Linked DNA regions of Homo sapiens: regions 1 and 3 are each linked to region 2. A link is a contact called in ENCODE Hi-C or POLR2A ChIA-PET data. All regions are on one chromosome and are shown on one strand. The core of a region is the stretch at or near the end of the contact, and the rest is flanking DNA. Distances in the headings are between cores, read along the strand shown. Region 1 holds the start of SLC17A7 (solute carrier family 17 member 7). Region 2 holds the start of SPHK2 (sphingosine kinase 2). Region 3 overlaps PPFIA3 (PPFI scaffold protein A3).

The links. A loop is a pair of places that touch in the nucleus more often than their neighbours do. ChIA-PET counts read pairs that join two places held with the same protein, here RNA polymerase II (POLR2A). Pooled maps may share reads with other maps.
Region 1: a loop to region 2 is called in a pooled map, with 5 times the contacts of the local background. The contact joins the promoter of SLC17A7 here to the promoter of SPHK2 in region 2. A Hi-C loop is called at or near these places in 1 of 37 single-sample maps with no recorded cell type and 8 of 50 pooled maps. POLR2A ChIA-PET finds 5 or more read pairs at or near these places in 1 of 52 experiments (WTC11).
Region 3: a loop to region 2 is called in a pooled map, with 6 times the contacts of the local background. The contact joins the enhancer-like site here to the promoter of SPHK2 in region 2. A Hi-C loop is called at or near these places in 4 of 50 pooled maps. POLR2A ChIA-PET finds 5 or more read pairs at or near these places in 3 of 52 experiments (K562, WTC11 and activated CD8-positive, alpha-beta memory T cell).

The regions. Positions count from the first base shown.
Region 1 is chr19:49,438,733-49,443,068 of GRCh38, forward strand. SLC17A7 (solute carrier family 17 member 7) reads right to left here and starts at 2,795. Exons shown (of 12, transcript NM_020309.4): 1 at 2,586-2,795. The coding sequence starts at 2,647.
Region 2 is chr19:48,618,253-48,622,642 of GRCh38, forward strand. SPHK2 (sphingosine kinase 2) reads left to right here and starts at 1,254. Exons shown (of 7, transcript NM_020126.5): 1 at 1,254-1,291; 2 at 2,150-2,301. The coding sequence starts at 2,263. RPL18 (ribosomal protein L18) reads right to left here and starts at 926. Exons shown (of 7, transcript NM_000979.4): 1 at 889-926. The coding sequence starts at 891. RefSeq lists enhancers at 1-397, 668-1,347, 1,508-1,597.
Region 3 is chr19:49,147,681-49,151,761 of GRCh38, forward strand. PPFIA3 (PPFI scaffold protein A3) reads left to right here. Exons shown (of 30, transcript NM_003660.4): 24 at 403-578; 25 at 986-1,083; 26 at 1,313-1,488; 27 at 1,577-1,645; 28 at 1,867-2,038; 29 at 2,400-2,471; 30 at 2,556-3,346. The coding sequence ends at 2,458. HRC (histidine rich calcium binding protein) reads right to left here. Exons shown (of 6, transcript NM_002152.3): 5 at 3,837-3,873; 6 at 3,518-3,652. The coding sequence ends at 3,616. Among named protein-coding and RNA genes, the nearest start is that of HRC, 5.7 kb to the right of the region's middle. RefSeq lists enhancers at 1,843-2,062, 3,652-4,081. Within about 2 kb of position 2,816, at least 34 of the 41 ENCODE cell types and tissues checked have a DNase peak (open chromatin) inside an H3K27ac peak, as active enhancers do.

The DNA.
Region 1 (4,336 bases), core at 1,545-4,044, 820 kb after region 2:
AGAACCCATCACCCAAAGAGATTAGACTGACCCAGGTTGACATCGGATGATATTTGACCCTGAAACTCAAGATGTGATTGCAGCCCCTGATGTGAGATTCCTTGTTAATATGAGGAGATGTCAGATCTCTAATCAAGGCTGTCTAAACAGGGGGTCTCAGTATCCCACATCTATAAAATGGGACAAGGGCAAAAATGCAAGAGAATAAAGAGGGAACTTCAAGGTGATATCAATCATTTTAGAGCAAGAGGACCAAGGACACAGAGATGAAGGTGGCCCTGATGCTTTGCAGGGGACAAGGACAGAGAAGGGAGACCCTAGATGTAAATCCCCCTCCCCTCCCTGGATACCCCAAACTCAGGCCTGGGGACTTGGCGATGAGGAAAAACAACACTTAGGAGGCCATTACCCCAAATTGAGATGTCTCAACTTCTCTGTCTCTCCCTCTCTCTCTCTCTGCTTCTCTCAGGATCTCTGTCCACTCCCCCACGTCTTTGTCTCCTTATGTCCCTCTGCTCTCTCTTCTCTTCCCATTGTACAACTAAGGAAACTGAGGCTCGGGGAGCTGAAGTGGCACTCCAAGGTCACAGACAAGAACAGCAATGGGACCTGATCCCTTACTGGCCCTCGGCATCCCCCTGCCCAAGACCTGGCTCTCAGAAAGGAGGCACCTTGGGTTCTCATCTCTCTGGCATCCCATTCCCCCATGTCCTTGTTCCAAGTCACCCTGGGTGCAAGGAAGCTCCCCACCAGCTGTGGCATCACTCTTCTCAAGGAAGAGCTCTGTTCTAGGCTTGGGAGGGAGACTGACCTGGGTTCAAATCATGGGGCTCATACTCATCCACTGATCTCCCCAACCCCAGAATGGAGCCTCAGTTTCCCCATCTTTGTCTAGAGGATTAAATGAGATCAACCTGTTGTCTCTAATATGGGGTATTCCCCTCTCCCTCCAACCATCAGAGCAAACCCCAGGCATTGGAAGCAAATGCTTTTCTCTGCACAAACTCCCTGCTGATGGTCCTGGCCAGAGCCCGGGGGTCTCTGGGGACCCAAGAGGTAACTCAGAGAGTGAGAGCCAGAGAGATTGACTGTGAGAAACCCTAGCACAGATGAGAAACAGAGGCAGAGACTGAGGGAGGGGCCTGAGGAATACATCCCTCCCGCTGCCACCCCCCAGCCCCCTCCACCAGCACGTCTCTTTCTCTCTCTCTCATTCTCCTGACTTCACACTGATGTATTTTGAGAAACTCGTGAAAGGAGGCGAGAAAAAGGGTGGGGAGGGGCTGGAAAATTGGAAAAAGAAGGGGTGAGGTTATCTCAGCTTCCCCTCCACCACCAACCTCCGTCACTGCACCATCCTCCTGCCCACCTCCCCCCACTTCTGTCCAGCCTTATTCTTGTCTCTCATGTTACTAGAGGGTGGGGTAACTTTGGAGCTAAGAGGTGATCTGCAGCAAGCAAGACTGATGTTAGACTTAGCAAAGGACCCCCATGGCCTAGCGAGGTGGACTGAAGCTCAGCGAAACACAGGGTCAGGGCTGTGGGCCAAGGGGACAGGGCCTGAGGGCACGGCGGCAGGGGCATGGTGCTGATGAGGCCATCTCCTTCGTGCACTGTGGCCAGATATATTTTTAGGCTTTTCCGCAGCTGAGTAATTTATCTGACTTAGAGCCAAAGCTGGGGTTGGGGGTGAGAGCCTGTGGGGAGGTGTCCAGATTATCCTGAGGGACACTCGGTTCACTGGGGTCATCAACCTGGTTGGGAGGGAGTCCCTGTCAGCCCCAGCCTGTATCCTTTGGGAAGGCTGTCCTACCCCAGGAGCCGAAATTTTTGGCCTCTAACTCCTTTCTCTCCCAGGGACCCAGGGTGCTGTGACTTCTTCCACCCAGCCTCACCCCCTCAAGGACAACGGGCTATGAGCCCCAATCCGCTTTAGCTGCAGATTAAACTCCATGCCAGACAGAAACGGAAAAAGACACAGAGAGACGGAGAGACCCATGGTGGGAGAATTAAAACACAGAGACGGGGACAGGGACCCAGAGAAGTGGGGACCAGAGATCCAGGGAAGAGGAGAGACCCAGAAAGAGGGGGACAGAGACTCTGAGTCAGGAGTTGATAGAGATCCAGTGAGAGCAATGGCCAGAGAACCAGAGAGAGGGGCACAGAGACGCAAAGAAGCGGAGGCAGAGATCTAGGGAGAAGGAGGGGCCCAGAGAGAAGGGAGCCGAGATCTGGAAAAAGAGGGAGACGGAGACCCAGAGAGAAAAGGGGCAGAGACATCCAGAAAGAGACGGGGACAGAGACCCAGAAGTGGTGGGGGAGGAGCCAGAGACCCGGGAGAGAGGCATTTACAGCACCAGAGAGAGTGGAGCCGGGTGGGGTGGGGTGCAGAAAAAGGAACAGGATAATGGACAAGGCTCGACCAGGGAGAACAGCGCCGTCGGAGCCCACGGCAGAAAACTGGACAGATGGGTGGACCCCCATGCCGGGGTATCGCCCGTTCATCTGTCAGTCTGCGCCCAGGTGGGAATTAGCATCCTCCTCAGATCCTCCCACTCTTCTCCCGGGACCCCCGCCAGGCTCACCGGTGCAGCTTCCCGAGAGCACGACCCGCTAGCTTCCGAAACTCCTCCTGGCGGAACTCCATGGTGGCGGCTCCTGCCGCCGGTCACCCCGCGGGTCCCCCCCGCCGATCCCCCCGCCCGCGGGCCCGGGCGGCCGCGTCCGGGTTCCCGGGGTCCAGCCCCGGCCCGGCCGGCCCCGCAGCTCCGCTCGGGGGGAAGGAGGCTGCAAGTGCAGGCGGCCCGGGGGCTGTCACAGGACTCAGCGCCGGGGGCGGGGCGCGGGAGGCCCCGCCCCGGCCCCACCAGGCCCCTCCCCTCGTCTGTCAGACCCGCCCCCTCTCGCAGCCCTTTCATCCTCGTCCTGTCCCCTCCTGAGCCTTCCAAGACCACGCCTGTGGGTTCTGAACTCACGCCTCCGAGTTCACGCCCCCCAATTCTGTTCCTTCCCCAGGCTACTCCCCCTATCCCTGTTCCATCACCCCTGGCTCCTACCCAGATTTTCTCTCCTCTCCTGAGTTCTCATCCCCATCATTTCTCTCCCCGACTTCTGTTCCCCCTAATTGCGTCCCTTACAATCCTGTCTTCTCTGACTTTCCCTCTGCGTTCATCCTCCAGTTCCTTCACTCCTCCCCGCCCCCACCCCGCAATTCCATCCCCATCCCACCTCGTCCCCAGTTCCAATAGTCTCATCCAGGGAGTTCTTTGTTTTCTCATTCAAGGGAAATTCTTTCCCCTCAAGTCCAACGCCTACTTCGATCCACCTGTCGTCCCCCTCTAGTCCCTTTCGCCACCCGGGTTCTTCACCCTTGAGCTCCATCTCCTCCTTAGTTTCCATCTTTCCCCTTTGAATCCCATACTCCTCCAGCTCTATTCTCCCTCCGGCGTCTCTCTCCTCCCTGTTGCTTCTCTCCCTGAGTTTCATTCCCTAACCCCGATTTTCTTCCCTCTGGCTTCCGCCCCCCACAGTTATATTTCACACACCCCGCCAGTGCCAGCTGCGACCCCATAGTCTCCCCATTGTGTTATTTCTCTGCTCCTCTGGGATCTGTCCGCGCTCTGAGTTCTTCCCTAGCTCCGGGGGATCCATTCCTCTATTTGAGTTCTGTCTCCACCCCCTGAGATCTGTCCCGCCCCCTAAATTGTGATCCGCACCCCCTGGCATCCTCACCCGCCCTCTGAATTTGTCTCCTCCCCTAGGATCTGTCGCTGACCTGAGTTCTGCCCCCGCCCTCTGAGTTCTCTCCCCACCGTTGGAGTTGTGTCCCCTTCTCCTAGGATCTGTCCCTGGCTCTGTTCCCGCCCTCTCAGTTCTGTCCTTGCCCCCTGGAATCTGTTCCTGCCATCTGAGTTCTACCCCTTCCCCACAGGATCTATCTCTGCCCCCTGGAATCTGTCCCCACCCACCGAGTTCTGGCCTCCGTCCCTGGGATCTGTCCCCGCCCTCTGTGTTCTACCCCTGCCCCATGGGATCTGTCCCCGCCCACCCAGTTCTCCCCGCCCCCTGGATCTCTCCCTACCCTCCCAGTCTTGCCCCGGCCCCATGGGATCTGTCCCCGCCCTCCGACTTCTGACCCTCGCCACTGGGATCTGTCCTCGACCTCCCAGTCCTGCCTCCGCCCCCGGAATCTGACCCCGCCCACCGAGCTCTGGCCTCCGCCCCTGAGATCTGTCCCCGCCCTCCCAGTCTTGCCCCTGCCCCATGGGATCTGTCCCCCGCCCACCGCCTCCGCCTCTGGGATCTGTCCCTGCCCTCCCAGTCCTGCTCCCACCCC
Region 2 (4,390 bases), core at 4-2,503:
AACCTAGCAATACTACTAGAACCACCTCTCCTACAGCATCAGTCAATCCAACAACCCTTACCAAATAGTGTCTTTTTAAAACATCGTTTTTAAAGTGGAGACAGGGTCTCACAATATTGGCCAGGCTGGTCTTGATCTCCTGGGCAAGGAATCCTCCCGCCTCGGCCTCCCAAAGTGCTAGGATAACAAGCGTGAGCCGCCTCGCCAGGCTCCTACCGCCCTGCTGCCTTTCTGAGCAACTTAAGTTTTTCAGACTGTGTTGACAATTACAAGAACTATTTAATAGCTCCACTTATGCAGCACTTACTGTGTGCAAAACCCCGTGATGAGCATCTCCTGTGAATTATTTCTTCCCAAATTCACAAACTTGTCAGATGAGATTACTGTGTACCCAACGAACAGCCAGACACTGGGGCAAAGGCTCAAAAACCATCACAAGGTGGGAAGGGGCCTGAGACTCAGAGACCTGCCTGGTCCCCAAATCCAGTTATTCGGCTCTCGATCCTCTCACCCGCCGCGGCCCCCATCGAACCCGACTTTTCATACTAGAAAGTGACAGGTCCAGATAAAGGCAGCAAAGCCAAATAACTAAGAGTGGCTGCGGGTCCAGCCACCTGGGTCGGAATCCTGGCTCTGCCACTTCCTGGCTTTGTAAACCCAGTCATATCAGCCTCCGAGTACCTCCACTTGGTCATCTACTAAGTGGGGGCGGTAGGCTATGACTGACCCATCCCTGCTTTCCTGGCCCCCAGAGTAGGTCCCCAGTATCGGGAATTGCTCCCTCCGGGCAGCCGCAGACCCCCTGCCGCCCTCCAGCGTGCCCCTAGCCCAAAACCACGGCGGATGGCAGCGGATTATCCAGCCCCGAACGCCGCAAAGCGAGCTCACCATGATGGCGCCTCCTGCTCGGCCAGGTCCGGAAAGAGAGAACGGGCTGGGGTGGGCGGGGAAAGCCTCAAGCGAGTGGCGCCGCCGTGACGTCACATGGGTGCGACGCGGCGCTCTACCACGATCCGGACTTCTCTGTGGTGAGTTGGACGACTGACTAGCCGGGCGATAACGGCAGAGAGCATAGAGCGCAGGAACAAGCGCAACGTCCAAGAGGGAAGGGCCAGCACGTCGGGGGCCTCTCTGGCCCTACCCAGGCCGTGTTCTCGATAGCTTTCCGGAAGAAAGGGATCTGGGAGCGAGATGCGTGTAGCTAGCACGATGCGTCGCGCGGTGACGCTCTGGCCCGACGCCGACGGCCTCTCAGTGGCTCCCGGAGGACCCGGCGGGCCCAGTGTTGGAGGTGAGGAGGCGGGGCTGGCAGGGCTAGTCGGGGCATCTGGAAATTTCCGACCCCACGCTTCGGGCGTTTCCTTATCAGGTTCACCGCTCCCTGATCTCGCGCTGCACTTCGTAGGCGCAGCCGCTGCTTGGGAAGTCCTACTTAAGGTCTAACCCGAGATGATCTTGCTGCACCTCAATCTATAGCATCCTGTATTCCCATCCTTTGAGTTCCGCTTCTCCTTCTCCCCCGGCCCCTAGATGGCCCTTCCCTGACCTAGAAAGAGGGAGACAGAGTTTCATAGGGGAGGCAAAATGGAGACTCCGTGGCTTGGGGGTGGGGGGAATGGAGGCCCAAAGGGTAGGAAGGAGACCTAGAAAGAGGGGTGAGATGGAGACCCAGGGAGAAGTAGTGGCAAAGAAAGATGGTGAGATGGGGCCTTGCAAGGCTATAACCAAATTCAAATCCTGGCTCTGCTAGTTACTAATGGGGTGATTGGGCAAGTCATTTAACCTCTCTGTGATCTTGGGAAAATCACTTAACTTCTTTGGGCCTTACTCTCCTTATGGACAAAAAGGGGATGACAACAGGCCTGGCACACAGGGGTGTTTTTCAGGATTATGAAAGTTAATAAAACTGCTGAGGTCAATATTTTGCACATAATAAGTGCTCAATAAAAATTAGCCTTCACTCCTATTATAGCATACATATTGTGTGCAACCAGATGGACTGGCTGGGGCAGTGATTAAAATGACTTATCTACTCTTCCCCCCACCCGCCAGGGAGGCCCCTGCCTCTTGGTTCTCAGGCACATTGAGCCTGGAAGGGCCTCCTGCAGTTGGCTGTCAATGCTGCTCCTCACTTACCTCTCCTCCACAGAGCTGAAGGTCAGGCCAGGACAGTGAGACCTGACTCCTTGCTCCTACCAGCCTACTATGGCTTAAGACCCAGGGCCAGGGTCCCGTTGATGTAACAGAGCAGAGGACCAGCAGATGAATGGACACCTTGAAGCAGAGGAGCAGCAGGACCAGGTAAGGGACCATCTAAAAGCCAAGATCCTCATACTGTGGAAAGACAAAATCTGAAGCTTTTCTTTAAAAAAAAAAAAAAAAAATTGGAGGCCAGGCGTGGTAGCTCAAGCTTGTAATCCCAGCACTCTGGGAGGCCAAGGCCTGCGGATCACCTGAGGCCAGGAGTTCGAGATCAGCCTGGCCAACATGGTGAAACCCCATCTCTACTAAAAATACAAAAATTAGCCAGGCATGGTGATGCGCACCTGTAATCCCAGCTACTCGGGAGACTGAGGCAGGAGAATCATTTGAACCCGGGAGGCAGAGGTTGCAGTGAGCCGAGATCGCGCTGCACTCCAGCCTGGGTGACAGAGTGAGACTCCGTCTCAAAAAAAAAAAAGAAAAAACAGGGTCTCACTCTTGCCCAGGCTGGAAAGCAGTGGCACAATCACAGCCTACTGCAGCTGCAACCTCCTGGGCTAAAGTGATCTTCCCACCTCAGCTTCCCAAGTAGCCTCCACCATGGCTGGCTAATTTTTTTATTTTTATTTATTTATTTATTTTGAGGTGGAGTTTCGCTCTTGTTGCCCAGGCTGGAGTGCAATGGCACGATCTTGGCTCACTGCAACCTCCGCCTCCCGGGTTCAAGCAGTTCTCCTGCCTCAACCTCCCAAGTAGCTGGGATTACAGGCATGCGCCACCACACCCAGCTACTTTTGTATTTTTCATAGAGATGAGGTTTCTCCATGTTGGTCAGGCTGGTCTCAAACTCCCGACCTCAGGTGATACGCCGGCCTCGGCCTCCCAAAGTGCTGGGATTACAGGCATGAGCCACTGCACCCGGCCAATTTTTTTATTTTTTCTAGAGACTAGGTCTCCCTCTGTTGCCCAGGCTGGTCTTGAACTCCTGAGCTCAAGGGATTCTCCCACCTCAGTCTCTCAAAGTGTTGAGCTTACAGGCATGAGCCACCGCGCCCAGCCTGGGAGCCCTTCCATAAGTGATTTCAGACCTTCTCTCCAGGCAGGTGTTCCAGTGGGATAATTTAGGAATCAGAGAAACTGAGGGGTTGAGGAGGATACTTATTATTTATTATTTAGGTGCACTGGCCCAGTCAGATTAACATCGAAAAAGACTGAGCACCGAACAAAGAGTCAAGTTACATTTTAAGTATTTCGTGGGGTAGGGGGAGATCTGTGCAGGGGGAAGCATATTATAGCAGCGAGAAACAAAGACAGTTATTCAATTGAGACATGCATTACATTATTTCTTACTTTTCAAGGAAAAACATGTTTTAGGACTTGAGTTTATCCTGTCTAGTGACCTTGCAGCTGCACAGTTAGAGAAACAGGGTCTTCACGATGCCTGGGAAAGGGAGTTAGATAAGGCTCACTAGCCACAAACAGAAAAACAGGCAGTTAATTTTTAAAGGACTCAATCTCGGGCCGGGCGCAGTGGCTCACGCCTGTAATCCCAGCACTTTGGGAGGCCGAGATGGGCGGATCACGAGGTCAGGAGATCGAGACCATCCTGGCTAACACGGTGAAACCCCGTCTCTACTAAAAATACAAAAAAAATTAGCCGGGCATGGTGGCGCGCGCCTGTAGTCCCAGCTACACACGGGAGGCTGAGGCAGGAGAATGGCGTGAACCCGGGAGGCGGAGCTTGCAGTGAGTCGAGATCGCGCCACTGCACTCCAGCCTGGGCGACAGAGCGAAACTCCGTCTCAAAAAAAAAAAAAATAAAAAAAAATAAAGGACTCAATCTCTTTCTCTTCCTCAGGGGGAATTGGGTTTTTTACATACAACTGAGTTTTTGCTTACACATTCTTTAATTTCTTTTAATTCCTGTTTCAGTGTGAATAGCTTTCTCCCTACTTCCCAGACAGGACAGCTGAGGCCAAGAATTCAGGGGCTTCCCAGCAGTCACACAGCAAGTGTGTGTGAGCTGCAGGGTCCTTTCTCCTTTTCCTCCTCCCTGTCCTCTCGTCTGTGTGACTTAGGCTCTATGTTTGAATCTCAGCTTCTTTGCCCAGTGTCTCTGCCTTTCCTTCTCCCAGGGCCCCAAGCTCAGTTGCTGTGCCCCAGTCTCAGTCTTACTGGGTTTCTGTTC
Region 3 (4,081 bases), core at 1,566-4,065, 530 kb after region 2:
TCAGAAAGAGAGAGAGAGAGAGAGAGAGAGAAAGAGAGAAAGAAAGAAATTTAAAAATAAATATAATGTATATTTCGAATCACCTGAGGGTCTTGTGAAAATGCCGATACCGACTTCAGTAGGTCTGGAGTAAGGTCTGAGATTCTGCAATTCCAGCAAGTCCACAGGTGATGGTGACGCTCTAGGTCTCAGGACAACTGTTTGAGTAGCCAAGAGTATATGCTGTCATGAAGGGCTAGGAGACAACTCTGGATTGGTCCATTATCCTGAGCAGAGATTGGTCATTGTCCTACCATGGGGTGGGAAAAAACCTTGGATTGGGAGGTTGGACTGTACCCCTCTCATGCACAGTGGGAAGGGGCCAGAGGGCCTGACTCTTCCCTCACCTGCCCATGGCCCCAGATCCTGGCATATGGCGACATGAACCACGAGTGGGTGGGGAACGACTGGCTGCCCAGCCTGGGGCTGCCCCAATACCGCAGCTACTTCATGGAGTCGCTGGTGGACGCTCGAATGTTAGATCACCTTAACAAGAAGGAGCTCCGGGGCCAACTCAAGATGGTGGACAGCTTTCACAGGTGGGGGCTGCCTGGCCAGTGGGGACAGTCCAAAGGGAAGCCCCACCCCAGAGAGTCTTTGGCCAATAGGATTGGCCATGGGAGATTCCCAGGCTTATCTTGGCCCTTTTAGCCTGAGTTCTCAGGAAATCCTGACTCTGTGCTCCTTTCACCAATGAGATGGTCCACAGGAAAAGTTCAGATCCTGAAATGGCTTGGCTAGTTAACCCTGGACCCCTTCCAGGCTGGCCAGTAGGAAGTGCCTATTATTGAAAATGCCTCACCTCCTGAGGGGGTCAACAGTCAATAGAACTTATCAGCTCCCCACCCTTTCCAAGAAGAGCGCAGCCAGTGGGGAGGGACCCGTAGGAGCAGCAGTCTAGGGGACTGGAAAGCTCATCCGTGACTCCACTTCCCCTGCTGCTCAGGGTGAGTCTACATTATGGGATTATGTGCCTGAAACGGCTCAACTATGACCGGAAGGACCTGGAGCGGAGGCGGGAAGAAAGTCAGACCCAGATCCGAGGTGAGTAGAGCCTAAGGGTCCCTTTGGGAGCCAGGTGGAGGGCGTGGAGCTGGATGGGGAGGAGAGGGGGTAGGGGGAGACCGGAGAAGCAAATTGGCACCATAACCGTGGGGGTGGAGCCAGCGTGGGGGGCGTGGCCCGAAGAGACCAAATGGAGGTGGAGGTATGGGCTAAACTGAACTCTCCAGGCCACGGGAGGGGCACGGCTGAGGGTCCCTTCCGTCCCCAGACGTGATGGTGTGGTCCAATGAGCGGGTCATGGGTTGGGTGTCCGGGCTGGGCCTGAAGGAATTTGCCACGAACCTCACGGAGAGCGGGGTACACGGGGCACTGCTCGCCCTGGACGAGACCTTCGACTACTCCGACCTGGCCTTGCTCCTGCAGATCCCCACGCAGAATGCACAGGTGAGCTGCCGCTGGGCCCGGAGCATGCTGGGCGTCCCCACCTCGCAGACTGCACGCTCCAACCGCCCCCTCCACCTCCTCTTTCCAGGCCCGGCAGCTTCTGGAGAAGGAATTCAGCAACCTTATCTCCTTAGGCACAGACAGGCGGCTGGACGAGGTGGGCGCGGCAACAGCTCAGAGGGCTCTGCTCCCAGCGGCTCCTCGAGAGGCTGAGCTGAGGGGGCGGGGCCTGACTATTAATGGTCACGGTTGGAGGCGGGGCCAGGAGAGGGGCGGGGTTAAAGGAGAGGTGAGACCCGGAGAGGGGTGGAGTCAAAGGAAGGGGCGGAGTCAGACAAGGCAGGAGTCCCTCACCGGCTGTCCGGCTCCTATACCTAGGACAGCGCCAAGTCTTTCAGCCGCTCCCCATCCTGGCGGAAGATGTTCCGGGAGAAGGACCTCCGAGGCGTAACTCCCGACTCAGCTGAGATGTTGCCCCCCAACTTTCGTTCGGCTGCAGCGGGAGCCCTGGGCTCTCCGGGGCTCCCTCTCCGCAAGCTGCAGCCAGAAGGTGGGGGGCTCCCAAATGCGACAGCCCTTCCTCGCTTCCCTAGGGTGGGGCATGGACCACCTCAGTAGTCCGGGTTCTGGAATGGCCTAGTCCTTTCTCGCCCACCCCTGAGGAATGGACTGCTCCAACGTTCCGGACTCCCCCGTCAGGATGAAATGGATAAATCCCACTCCCCCTTCCCAGGGCGGGAGTGAACTCGCCCAATGCGAGTTTGAGTCCTTGGCTGCGGGGAAGGGAGGGAAACCCATGTGGAGCCCGGCGATCGTTGTGACATCGGGAAGGGAAGTCCAAAGGGAGGAATCCTGGAGAGGAACAGGGAGGAGGGTGCTCCAGGCTGAACCGCTGCTCGCTCTCCCTCCAGGCCAGACTTCTGGGAGTTCCCGGGCAGACGGCGTTTCGGTCCGGACCTATTCCTGCTAGTGCAGGCCTCCAGGTGAGGACCGTGCTGGGCGACCTTGGGGGTGCGGGGCGGCACGGTGGATCTTCACTGCTCCACGCGCTGCCCGGCGTCATGCAGGTGACCTCACTCGGACGGAAGAATCTTCCCGAGGCTGGGCTGTTCCCTCTCCTGCCCGGACTGTGGCCTCGCCGGGGAGAGCGGGCGGGGGAGCTCGCGCCGAGGACTGGACCATCTGTACAGACCAGCGGGAGTGCGCGCGCCCGCCTCGCACAGGGCCGGGGCCTGGACCAAACCACATGAACTGGACTGAGAGGGGGAAGAAGCGGGGAGGAAGAAATCCCGCCCCAAACGTCCGCTTTCCTTTTCTCTACTTTGTAATTTATTGATCAGTTTCTGTTGGGAGACGGGTGTCCTTTACCCGCGGGAAGGGGGCGGGGCTTCCCTCCCGGGCCGCATGCGGGGAGAGGCTGCTCCCTCCCCTTTTTCCTGCCCAGTCGCGGGGCCCAAGTCTTCCTTCTTCGTCCGAAAGGAGGGGAGGGGGGACTCGCTGCTACAAGCCTCGCCCCCTGTGCCACTCAGCTCCGCCCCGCCGCGTCCGGTCGCCGGTCCCCCGGGTCATCTGCGGGCGGGTTCCCCTCTCCCTCCCCCGTGTCTCGTGTCCCCGGGGCCTCACCGCCCCCCGTGCTGTGGCCGTGTCCGTGCCCCGGGGGTAGGGGGCGCAGAATGGCGCTTCCCCTTCTCCTCTGGCTCCGGGGTTTGCATGGGAGAATCCTCTTTCCACGATGCCGCTGGGCGACGTGGCGTGGGGGCAGGGGGACGGTGGGGGAGCCCTCGCCCCCGACTCTCGGTCGGCCTCCCCGCCCCAGGCGTCACTCAGTGATCACGGGTAAAGAGAACTGTTTCAAAAAGCTTCCTTGTTGACTGATTTTTTTTTTGCGGGGGGGGGGGGGGCTGTTCAACCAACCACCTCGAGCCAGGAGTCCAGGCCCCTCATCCCTCAAGTCTAGGTCCAGGTCTCTAGACCCTACCCGCATTCCCCGATGCCCTGAGATTCCCAGACCCCACGTCTGACAATGAGGTTTCGGGGAGCACGTTTATTCGGAGAAATAAATATAGCTCGTGGAAAGGGGTTGGAAGGCAGGGGGAGGTACACCTGCGTCGCAGTCGAGCGACTGGGTCAGGGTTCCGGCGTTTCCAGCATGTCTGCCAGGGCCCTGGAGACGAGAACGCCAGAAGTTAGACAGCTGGTGTTCAAAGCCCACCCCAGGACGCTTAGAGATCATTAACCTGCCCATTTCATGGACGGGGAAATGGAGTCCCAGAGTCATCTGATAACTCATAGCGAGACAAGCACTTCTCTAAACGGGGCTTTTACACGCTCCCCTTTTACACACTTACTGATAAAGGGACGAGGAGAAATAGTCAACGTAGCTTCCTGTGGGACAGCAGAGAAAAGAGGCTTGAGGGGTACTGCACGAGCAAAATTAGGCAGCCACTCAGTATAGCGTGCGAGATTAGTGCTAGCTCCACCTCCTTTTCCCTAATTCCTTCTTCCAACTGAATCCCTTCTACCGGACCCCTTTTTCGTTCTGGGTGATTCCGTTCTCCAGTAGCCCCGCCCCTTCGATTCCTACTTGAGTTGG